Linked DNA regions of Mus musculus: region 1 is linked to region 2. A link is a contact called in ENCODE Hi-C or POLR2A ChIA-PET data. All regions are on one chromosome and are shown on one strand. Each heading gives the region's core, a stretch centred on a gene start or an enhancer-like site at or near the end of the contact. The rest is flanking DNA. Distances are from core to core; before and after follow the strand shown.

What was found. A loop is a pair of places that touch in the nucleus more often than their neighbours do. ChIA-PET counts read pairs that join two places held with the same protein, here RNA polymerase II (POLR2A).
Region 1: a loop to region 2 is called in a map of mature B cell, with 2.4 times the contacts of the local background. The contact joins two enhancer-like sites. A Hi-C loop is called at or near these places in 6 of 37 maps with a recorded cell type or tissue (heart, mature B cell, mouse embryonic stem cell and 1 more). POLR2A ChIA-PET finds 5 or more read pairs at or near these places in 4 of 5 experiments (all embryonic stem cell).

Annotation. Positions count from the first base shown.
Region 1 is chr17:47,564,779-47,570,067 of GRCm38, reverse strand. It overlaps a transcript of Ccnd3 not described here. Among named protein-coding and RNA genes, the nearest start is that of Gm41590, 21 kb to the right of the region's middle. Within about 2 kb of position 2,632, at least 1 of the 3 ENCODE cell types and tissues checked has a DNase peak (open chromatin) inside an H3K27ac peak, as active enhancers do; it is heart, where a contact is called at or near this core.
Region 2 is chr17:47,512,942-47,517,998 of GRCm38, reverse strand. It overlaps a transcript of Ccnd3 not described here. Among named protein-coding and RNA genes, the nearest start is that of Taf8, 13 kb to the right of the region's middle. Within about 2 kb of position 2,483, at least 1 of the 3 ENCODE cell types and tissues checked has a DNase peak (open chromatin) inside an H3K27ac peak, as active enhancers do; it is heart, where a contact is called at or near this core.

The DNA.
Region 1 (5,289 bases), core at 1,383-3,882, 52 kb before region 2:
CAAATTCTTTTTTCTTGTACCTCTGCATAAAGAGTTTTATCTTCACACTACTGAGCCTGCTGGTAGATGTCTCTGAGCCCAGCATTTAAGCGGTAAAGAAGCAGGAGAACCGGAGACCCAGGGGCATCCCCAACTATGCATTGCATTTAGAGCCAACATGGGCTACAGGAGACCCCGTGTCAAAAAACAAAACCAAATAAATCCAGTCACGTTTACGAATCTCTGGGGGTTCAAGGCCAGCCGGGTCTACTACACAGTGAGTTCCAGGCCAACCAGAGAAATGTAGTAAGACCCCCTCCACCACCACCACCACACCCCACACACACACCCCCGTCTCAAAAAAACAAACAAACCTGCCAGGCTGTGGCAGCTCGTGCACTTGGGAGGCAGAAGGCAGGCGGCTCTCTGAGAGTTCGAAGCCAGCCTGGTTGAGAGAGCTAGTTCTAGGACCGCCAAGATTACGAAGAAAAACCCTGTCTTGAACCCCCACTCCCACCCCCCCAAAAAACTAAAACAAAAAACAAACAGCAAAACAAGCCCACAACTTCCTGCATCAGCACACTGCCTCTGGGTGCTTCCTCGTGCCTTTTCATACTGGAAATTCCCAGGGGCCAGCCCCCTCCTACACTGGATATAATTCCTCTCAAATCAAAAATCTACTGGGTCAAGCCTCTTCATCCATAACAATAACCTTATTATCAGAGGGCAAATGCGTTTCCTAATTTATTAATGTATTCTCTCATTTGCAGTTGCCCCCTTAGCTCTCCACAGCGTGAATAATTGAGAATTTACAGAATCCCGGGGTTGGGCCAGGACAGATGAAAGGAAAAGCAAGCCAAACTTAGTCACTCATGACTACCGCTCCAGCCTTTGGGAGATGAAGTCAGGAGGATCAGCAGTTCAAGGTCATCTCCGGCTGGGTAGGAGTTCAAGGCTAGCCTGAGAAACAGGAGACCCTGCCTCCAAAAGGAAAGAGAAGAGAAGAGAATCTGGGTGTGGCGGTACACACCTATAGTCCACCACGTCATGCGTGGGGACAAGGCTTTGGGATTATCCCACAGTCCAGCCTGGACCTCAAAGTAAGACTTGGAGGCGAGAGAGACAGAGAAGGGGCTGAAGAGAGAGACACAACTCAGTGGCTAAGAACACTGGCTGTTCTCAGAGAGGATCCGAGTTCAGTTCCCAGCACCATATGGAGGCTAGCGGCCCTCTATACCTCTAATTCTGGTGGATCCACCACCCCTCTTCTGGCCTCTTTACATGGTATCTGCACGCATGTAAGCATGTACACATGCATATGTATGTGAGCACGCATACACACACACACACACAGACACACACAAATTAAAATAATCTTAGGTTGTCTATGGTGGTGCATTCCTCTAGTCCCAGCAATGAGGAGGCAGAGGTGGGTTGATCTCTGTGAGTCTGAGGCCAGCTTGGTCTACAGAGTGAACTTCAGGTCAGCCAGGGCTTCATAGAGAGACCTTATCTAAAAAAATGTGTGTGTATGTGCCTGATCAAGCATGTTTGCTGGGCTAGGGAGATAGTGAGTGCTTGCCTTGTAAACGTAAGTACCCCAATTTGATCCCCAGAACCCAAGGAGACAGGCCCATGTAAATACGATATTTTAACATACATTTCATAGATCACAAATTTGTTTTAATACATATTTAAAGTTGACTAAGAGAATACTAATATTATATTTAAATAACTTTAGCCCAGACTAGATCTTCTTCTCAGCAAACTCAACCCCTAGAAAAAACTTTTTTTTTCTTTTGGTTTTTCAAGACAGCGTTTCTCTGTATAGCCCTGGCTATCCTGGAACTCACTTTGTAGACCAGGATGGCCTCGAACTCAGAAATTTGCCTGCCTCTGCCTCCCATGTGCTGGGATTAAAGGCATGCGCCACCACCGCCTGGCTAGAAAAAACTTTTAATGCCCAAATACATTGTTATGTTACTCATGTTTAATTTTTATTCATTTAATTTTAGAATTTTTTTAGAATTGTTTCATACTTCACACACACATACATACATACATACACACATATTCACTTTACTAATTTTAGTTTTCTGAGACAGGGTTTCTCTGTGTAGCCCTGTCTGTTCTGGAATTAACTCTATAGACAAGGCTCAAACTCACAGAGATCCACTTGCCTCTGTCTCTGGAGTGGTGGGATTAAAGACTATCCTCATATTACAGATGAATAACCAGAGCATAGGGAGGTGAAGTAAACTACCTAAGGCTCCCAGCCAGTAAGAGGTGCAGGGAGCAGCCAGTGTGGTGGCACACACAGTCCTTTCATCTCAGAGCTCTGGAGGCAGAGGCAGGCAGATCTCTGTGAGTTCGAGGGCAGCCTGGTCTACAAAGAGAATTCCAGGACAGCCAGGGCTACACAGAGAAACCCAAAAAGAGAGATAGAGGTAGGATGGGACCCTAGATCATCTGAGTCCATGATTAGGATTTAATGACCAAACTAAGTGGATCAGAGCTGTGCAGACTGGCAGCAGCCAGAATCAGGGACAGGAAGGAAGGAAGCCTGCTGTTGTTCCTAGGCCCAGTGAGGAGGCAGAGGAAGCTGAGTCCCAGGGAAGACAGGCTGAGGGCCAGAGCCGACCACAGCCGACCACAGCCTGCAGACTTCCTGGACTCCCTGGCTGAGGACTGAGAGACAAGGACAGCGGAACTCCTCCAGGAAGAGAGCACATTTTTGAGGAATTTTTGTCTTTGTTGGGTCATCTCTGATTTCAAACTCTTGGTATCTTCCTAGACTCATGAAGAACATAGTGAAATAGACAATAGGCAGAGCCTGGGTGGTTCTCTCTCTCTCTCTCTCTCTCTCTCTCTCTCTCTGTCTGTCTTTCTGTCTGTCTCTGTGTCTTTGTCTCTCTCTGTCTCTCTCTGTCTTCCAGGTAGGGAGATCTACTCAGGCTTGGAAAGCAGGAGCCCTGGAAGTCAGATTACCAAATAGCTCCTCTTTTTTTCTAACTAAGAAGCATGAAGCTCATTTGTACCATTCCTCCTCATTCCCCCTGCAGCTCATCAAAAACAAAAGACGGTATTAGGGGCAGGCTGGAGAGAAGGCTTAGGGGATTATGATCTTTCGTTGCTCTGGCAGAGGACCCAGGTTTGGTTCCCAGCATCCACGCGGTGGTTCACAATCATGTGTAACTCCAGTTCCAGGGCACCCTAGGACCTCTTCTGACCTCCCAGGGCATCAAACAAACAACACACGTGTATGTATGGCACACACACACACACACACACACACCCCACACACACAAAATATTAACAAATGCTTAAACAGAAGTTCGGTATATAAGCAAGTCAGCATTTTCAGATGTCCTATATGAATGAAAAGAAAAAAAAAAAAAGGACTGGTCCCAGGTTTAGGAAATGGATGAATGATAAGAATGATTTAAAAACAACAACAACAAAATGGACATGACCTCCTAGGTACATCCAAGGAGAAAGTTTATTGTAGGTGTGTTGAGAGCACAGCCAGAGGCAAAGCCATCTAGGAGAGTCCAGACCTTTGTGATGAGAGGGGGAGGGGGGAAGGGAGAGGGTAGAGAGGGAACCGTGTGAGCAGCCAAGAGGTCCAGGGTACAAAGAGAGCAAGGTAACCAAATGCCCAGCCCCCTAGGCTGTGGAGTTCAGGGTAGTGGGTAGGGTATGCCAGCCAGGAGGGCCCTGTGACAGGCAGGGGCTGAAAGATGCAGGGAGAAGCTGGAGGCCAGAGTCTGCTTTGATATGCTAAACAGGCACTGCAGCCATTTGTCCTGGGTTGGAAACCTAACCCAATGAAAGGCTTTTAATGGGACAGCCTAAGGGTGATTGTTAGCCCTACCACTCCCCCCGCCCCCTCCAGACAGGGTTTCTCTGTGTACCCCTGGCTGTCCTGGAACTCACTCTGTAGACCAGGCCAGCCTCGAACTCAGAAATCCGCCTGCCTCTGCCTCCCAAGTGCTGGGATTAAAGGGTGCACCACCACCGCCCTGCGGCCCTACCACTTTTGAGTTTAAGAAAAGAGATGGAGCCTCAGTAGCTTCATCTGCAGGATGGGGCTCCCCAATTCAGCCTACAAGCACGAGGCAAGTGCTGACAGAGGAAAGGAAAGGCAAGGACTGTGTCCTGAAGTGGGGATCCCACAGACTTCTGCTCCTGGGTGCCAGGCACTGTTAGTGGCTAGAAATCCAAGACCCTGGTCTAGGTTCTCTGTGAGCTACTGAAGGAGAAAGAGACTCACTCAACCAACATGGTAAGAAGTCGATTCTTAGGGCAGCAAAGGCAGTTCTAAAAGAGGGAATGGGGTGGAGACATGGTTCAGAAGGGTCTATACCTGTATGGGTCAAACCTCCTTGGTAAACCACGATCTCCCCAAATATTTACATGACGATTCCTAACTGCAGCAAAATTACAGTTATGAAGTATCAACAAAAACGTTATGGTTGGGGGTCAGCATAACATGAGGAATGTATTAAAGGGTTGAAGGATCAGGAAGGCTGAGAATCACTGGTCTTTAGGTGATGGATCACACCTGCTGATTCACTCTTGCAACCCCTCAACTCAGGAGGCTTACTGTGGGTCCAGGCCAGCTGGGTTACAAGCATAAAACCTTGGTTTAAACCGGGCAGTGGTGGCGCACGCCTTTAATCCCAGCATTTGGGAGGCAGAGGCAGGCGGATTTCTGAGTTCAAGGCTGGTCTACAGAGTGAGTTCCAGGACAGCCAGGGCTACACAGAGAAACCCTGTCTCAAAAAACAAAAAACAAACAAACAAACAAAAAAAACCAAAACAACAACAACAAAACCTTGGTTTAAAAAAAAAAAAAAAAAAAAAAAAAAAAGGTCGGATTTGATAAGAAAGGAGTTCCTTGTTCCTTTTCTTTCTTTTTGATAAGGATCTCATCCTGTAGCCCAGGCTGACCTGGAATTCACTATATACCCAGGCTAGCTAGCATCAAACTGACAGACATCCTCCTGCTTCAGCTTCCCAAGCGCTAGGATTACAGATGTCAGCCACAATATCCTACTTGCCCCTTTCTTTCTCCTTCCTGAGGTGCTGGGGTTGTTCCCAGAGAGACTCAAGAACACAAGGCAGGTATTCTGCCGCTGAGCTATACCCCAAACCCAAAGTTCTTTCCATACTGCAGGCTGTCTCCACTGTGATCAGAGAGTGCCGGAGACAGGAAACCATGCTGGGAAAGATTACTTCTCGCTGACCTGACACAAAACTCTGATATTAGGGGAGATAACACTTAGCTGACAGCGAAGGGTGTGAAGT
Region 2 (5,057 bases), core at 1,234-3,733:
CGTGATAGACTAGAGCCCCCTCGTCTATATAAACCCTGACAACCCCTTCTCTCCTGAAGCTGCCTGTGTCAGTATTCGGTCACAGCAGTGAGAAAAGCGACCTACACCCTAATTTCAAGTCTTGTCATAAGTTAATGGAGAGTCTCCCTCCGTATTCCACTACAGCCTCGGGAATTGTTTTAAACTGCTCCGACCACATGGCTTCCTTCCAAAGCCTCAAAGGTTCCTTCTGAACACTGAGTCAGGTACAACACACACACCTGCCCACCTTCACCATCTTACTACTGTTTCAAACATTCTTTCCGCCCTCGACGTCCTGATAGGAGCACTGTCCTCCAGCTCAATCCACAGGTCCCCCACTTTCTAATGACATCTCTGTTTGAGGCTGGCTTTTCTTTGTATACATTCACTCAAAGCACTTAAAAAAAACTGCTCTTTAAAAGCTGGGCAGTGTTGGCACACGCCTGGCTGAGAAAGCCTGTCTTAAAACAACAACAACAACAACAACAACAACATCCCCACTGCTGCTTTTTGACAACCTCAGACTTGCTGGTCCATGCCCAAAATCCCAGCATTTGGAGCCATGTGTTTGAGACAAGTCCTGGGCTGTTTAGTGAGTTGAAGGTTAACTGCAGAGACACTGTCTCAGAAAATCAAAACCAAAAGCTGCTATGGAGTCATTTCTCACCAAAACCTCTTCTTGGGGCTGGGGATTATGGCTCAGCCATTGGGTACTTGTCTAGCAAGGGTAGATAGTGGGTTTGATTCCCTAGCATGGAAGCAGGGGCACACCAGCACAAAACACAAAACCAAAACCTCTCTTATTTGATTTCCTCACTTTCCAGTGAGAGGAAGTTTCTGGTCAACCTGCCTAATGTTGTGCAAAAGTAACCAGTCCGTCTTCCAAATTGCCACAGGACTGCCACACGAACCCTTCTTGTGGCCCTGCTAGCCACAAGAATATGCATTAGTGACCTTCTAAATACAAACACTTAACAGTGACTAAATGCAACTGGAGGAGCCAATGGTTGGTCAAAGGTGCCTACGCATTGTTGGTATACTGTAGTTCCTGGGTCCAAGTTCAACCCAAGATTTGAAGGAAGACTTGGTTGGGTATCCTAGAGAAAACCAGCTATGTTACAGATTCTTAGATGTAACCTGGGTTGTATGAGAAAATTAAGGTTATTTTAATAATGGTATTTGGAGGATGACTGTTTTATACATACATACACACACACACACACACACACGTGCACACACACACACACACGTGCACACACACACACACACACAGAGAGAGAGAGAGAGAGAGAGAGAGAGAGAGAGAGAGTCTCAAGTGTCCCAGGCTGGTCTCAAATTCATTACACAACCAAGGATGGCTTTGAACTCATGATCCTCCTGTCTCTAACGCCCAAGGAGTAGGTTTACAGGAGTAGGCCATCATACTTACCTTTAATAATGTTGGGGGTGTGTGTGCAATGGGGAATTAAGATTTGTTACTTAATGTGTATGTGTGGATTTGTGTGGATTTATGCATGTGAGTGTAGTGCCCACAGAGGCCAGAAGAGGGCATCAGATCTCCTGGGAGTTTATAGGCTGTTGTGAGCCACCAGACTTGGGTGCTGAAAATTATTGGCCTACAGAAGAACAGGGAGAGCTGGAGAGATGGCTCAGCGGTGAAGAGCACTGACTGCTCTTTCAAAGGTCCTGAGTTCAATTCCCAGCAACCACACGGTGGCTCCCAATCATCTGTAATGGGATCTGATGCCCTCTTCTGGTGTGTCTGAAGACAGCTATGGTATGCTCATATAAATAAAAATAAATCTTAAAAAAGAAAGAAAGAAATCTTATAGAAGAACAGGGACTACCCCCAATCAACCACCAGGTCATCTCTGCAGCCCTATAAAAGCTTTGATGATTGTGTTTTCCCTGACTTTGAACCCAGTACTGAATACATCATACACTACACATTTCAAACAGACAAATGAATATTTTCAAAGCCTCCGTGTATTTTAGATGATGTTGGATGACTGTATGAGGTGCCTGAGCCTTATACCTATGCAGCCCTGTCCTCTGGATGGGGCATGGGTCACTCGCTCTAGGCAGGGCTGCCACCTATCTCTAGGTGAACTCTGAGAAACCTCAAAACCTTCCTCAGAGGCCAAGTCACCAGGACCCAGCTTAACTTAACCATGAACTTGAGTTGTACCCCCAGCCACTGCCCCAGTGCCACACCCCAGTAAAGCTGTCACGGGAAAGCCCAAGGAAAAAAGGAAATGAACGTTGGAGGGGGAGGGGGTCAGAAGAAAATGTCTGCACCTTCGTTTCAGTTGGGTGGCTGTGGTCTGGCTGATTCATCCAGGGCTCCACAGATAGGTCAGAGCCCCAGCTCCACCTAGCTAAGCTCACATCTACCATCACACGCTCCTGCTTCCTGGGTCCTCTGTGATACCTGACCTTCCTGCTGGGGCAAGGCCAAGACATCCTTATTCCATCTGGTTTGGCTTAGTTGATGTTGCTGGGGCTCTGGCTAAGAGACCTAAGGGATCCAGGATGCAGGAGGCCCTCGTATGCTATGAGTGGTGGGAAAACATACTCCCTACCACCACTACTTCCAAGACACATGTGCATGTCACTCACAACCAGTTCAGAAGCCCCACCCTCTGTGTTACTACCCCCAAGACTATGTATAAGGCACTGTCTCAATAGGAACCTAGTATCATATCTCACACCCCCGATGGGACATACACATGCCAACCAAGCTGGCCTCAAACTCATAGAGGTCCATCTGGCTCTGCCTCCCCTCGTATTGGGATAAAAGGCGTGAGCCACCAGGGCTCTTGGCATTGGGCTCTCAATACTGACCATGAGTTCAGCTGTTTGGCCTGTGAACTTCCATTCTTCATGTGTGAAGTAAGAAACCCCAGCACCTGCCTATTACATGTGCATGTATGTGCACACATGTGCATGTATGTATTACACACGTGCCGGACACTGGACAATCCTGGGTGTCAGTCTCAGGACAGTCAACTGCTCTTCTGAGGCAGGATCTCTCAATGGCCTGGAGATCGATCGCCACCTGGGCTAACTGGCTGACCAGGGAAGCCCTAGGATTCTGTCTCTGCCTCCTTGGCACTAGATGGCACATAAGGAATTTGCATACGTGTTGTGAGGCTCAAATTCACACCTTCATGCTTGTGAGCCAAACACTGCACTGACTGAGCCAGCCATCTTCCAGCCTTTTGTACTGTTTTTCTTTTCTGAGACAGGGTTCTATGCATCCCAGACTGGCCCCAAGTCCAAGGGTGACCTTGAACTTCTCCTGCCTGTACTTCCGGAGCACTGGTTACAGTCATGGGCCACATCCAGTTTTTTGTGTTCCTGAAGACTGAACCCAGAGATACCTTATGCCAGGTCTCGTCCAACTGAACAACATCCTCCAGCTCCTTGTAGGATGAGTGTGAAGAATAAGTAATAATCGAGTTAATAAACATACAAATGGAAGGAGAATAACACCTTGTGTAAACTGAACTCTGACCTCCAAGCACAGGCTCCCATACACTTCATACACTTTGCCCACACACACACCACACACTCTGTGTATGTGTATGTATATACATATACATATATATACACATATGAATATATACACACACACACATACATACATATATGTTTTTTTAAAGAAAGAAAATGTATACAGTATATGCTCATGAGGAACACCCAAAAGGACTCCCAGCAGTTTTGTCTGAGGAAACTTTCTGAGGACCACCCAGAGGTACCAAAGTCAAGTTCAGTGGTTATACTAAGTCTGAGCCGACTCAAAAAAAGACTATCTCTCCAGAGATCCAGAGATCTGAGAGGCAGATTTGGTTGGTCTTGTGGACTAAGTCAATCAAAGAAAAGACAGATGCTGGCCCTAGGACCAGCAGGTACCAGCTGACTGGGAAGAAGGGAGGACTTAGGGACTGTACTAAGTGTCTGCTCTTGCTTGGTCATCTAGTATATCTGAAGGCCCGTGACCCCCAAGACCCTTCCCACTGTGGTTCGTGGGTCTGTACGGGACATGTCTTAGGAGGAGGGGAGAACAGAGAGGAAATAAGAGGCAGCCTTCTGAGCCACTGAGTGCAAAGAGCCTTCCCTTCCTAAGGTCCCCAAGACATCTTGGTGTGGTTCTCTTGCTAAAGATCCAACCCCTCCCAGGGTCTCATTCAAATTGGGCTCCAATCACAGCAAGCTCTGAAAATGAGCTCAGGAAAGATTCTGTGACAGCAGACAGAAATCTTCAAGGGACAGGCGGATGGGACCTACAGGTGCCCTCTCCTCCCCTAGCAGGGCCCCCCTCCTCCAGCTGGAGCTTAAGTTGATGCTCAAGGCCTGCATGTGTCTTGAGGCCCCGGCCCTGACTTCCTTTCCCAGAACTCAAGAGAGCCCAGGGGAGGGGCAGGGAGGAGCAGCCTGGAGAGAAGGGAGCAGAGATCCGGAGGAGGGTGGGCTGGAGCAGAAAATGCTGGGGCCAGAATCGGGAGGTTCTGGGATTGCCCCAACTTCAAGGACTCTGTCCAACCTTCTCCCCAAAGGCCAAAACTTTCAGGTCTATTTTTACTCTAGAGGAAAAAGGGCTGTGAGGCCAGAGCTCGGGCTGGGTGGTAGAGCATTTGCTGAGCACACACCAAGCCCTGGGATCCATCTGCAGCACCATTTAAACTAGGTCTGGTAGCGCATGCCTTGTAACCTTAGCCCTTGGGAGGGAGAGGGAGGAGGATCAGAAATTCAAGGTCATCCTTGACTGCGGAAGAAGCGTAAGGCTAGCCTGGGCTACGTGAAACCATGTCTTAAACAAAACAAAACCCATGCTGAAGAGAAGTAGCACACATACTTCTAATCTTAGTACCAGGGAGTCGGAGGCAGGCACTATGAGTTCAAGACCAGCCTGGTCTAAAAAAGGGAGTTTCAGGTCAGTCAGAATTGCATAGTAAGGTCTTGTATCAAAAAATAAAAAGTGTGTGTGTTTATATGTGTGTGTGTGAGAGAGAGAGAGATGGAGTCATAGGCGA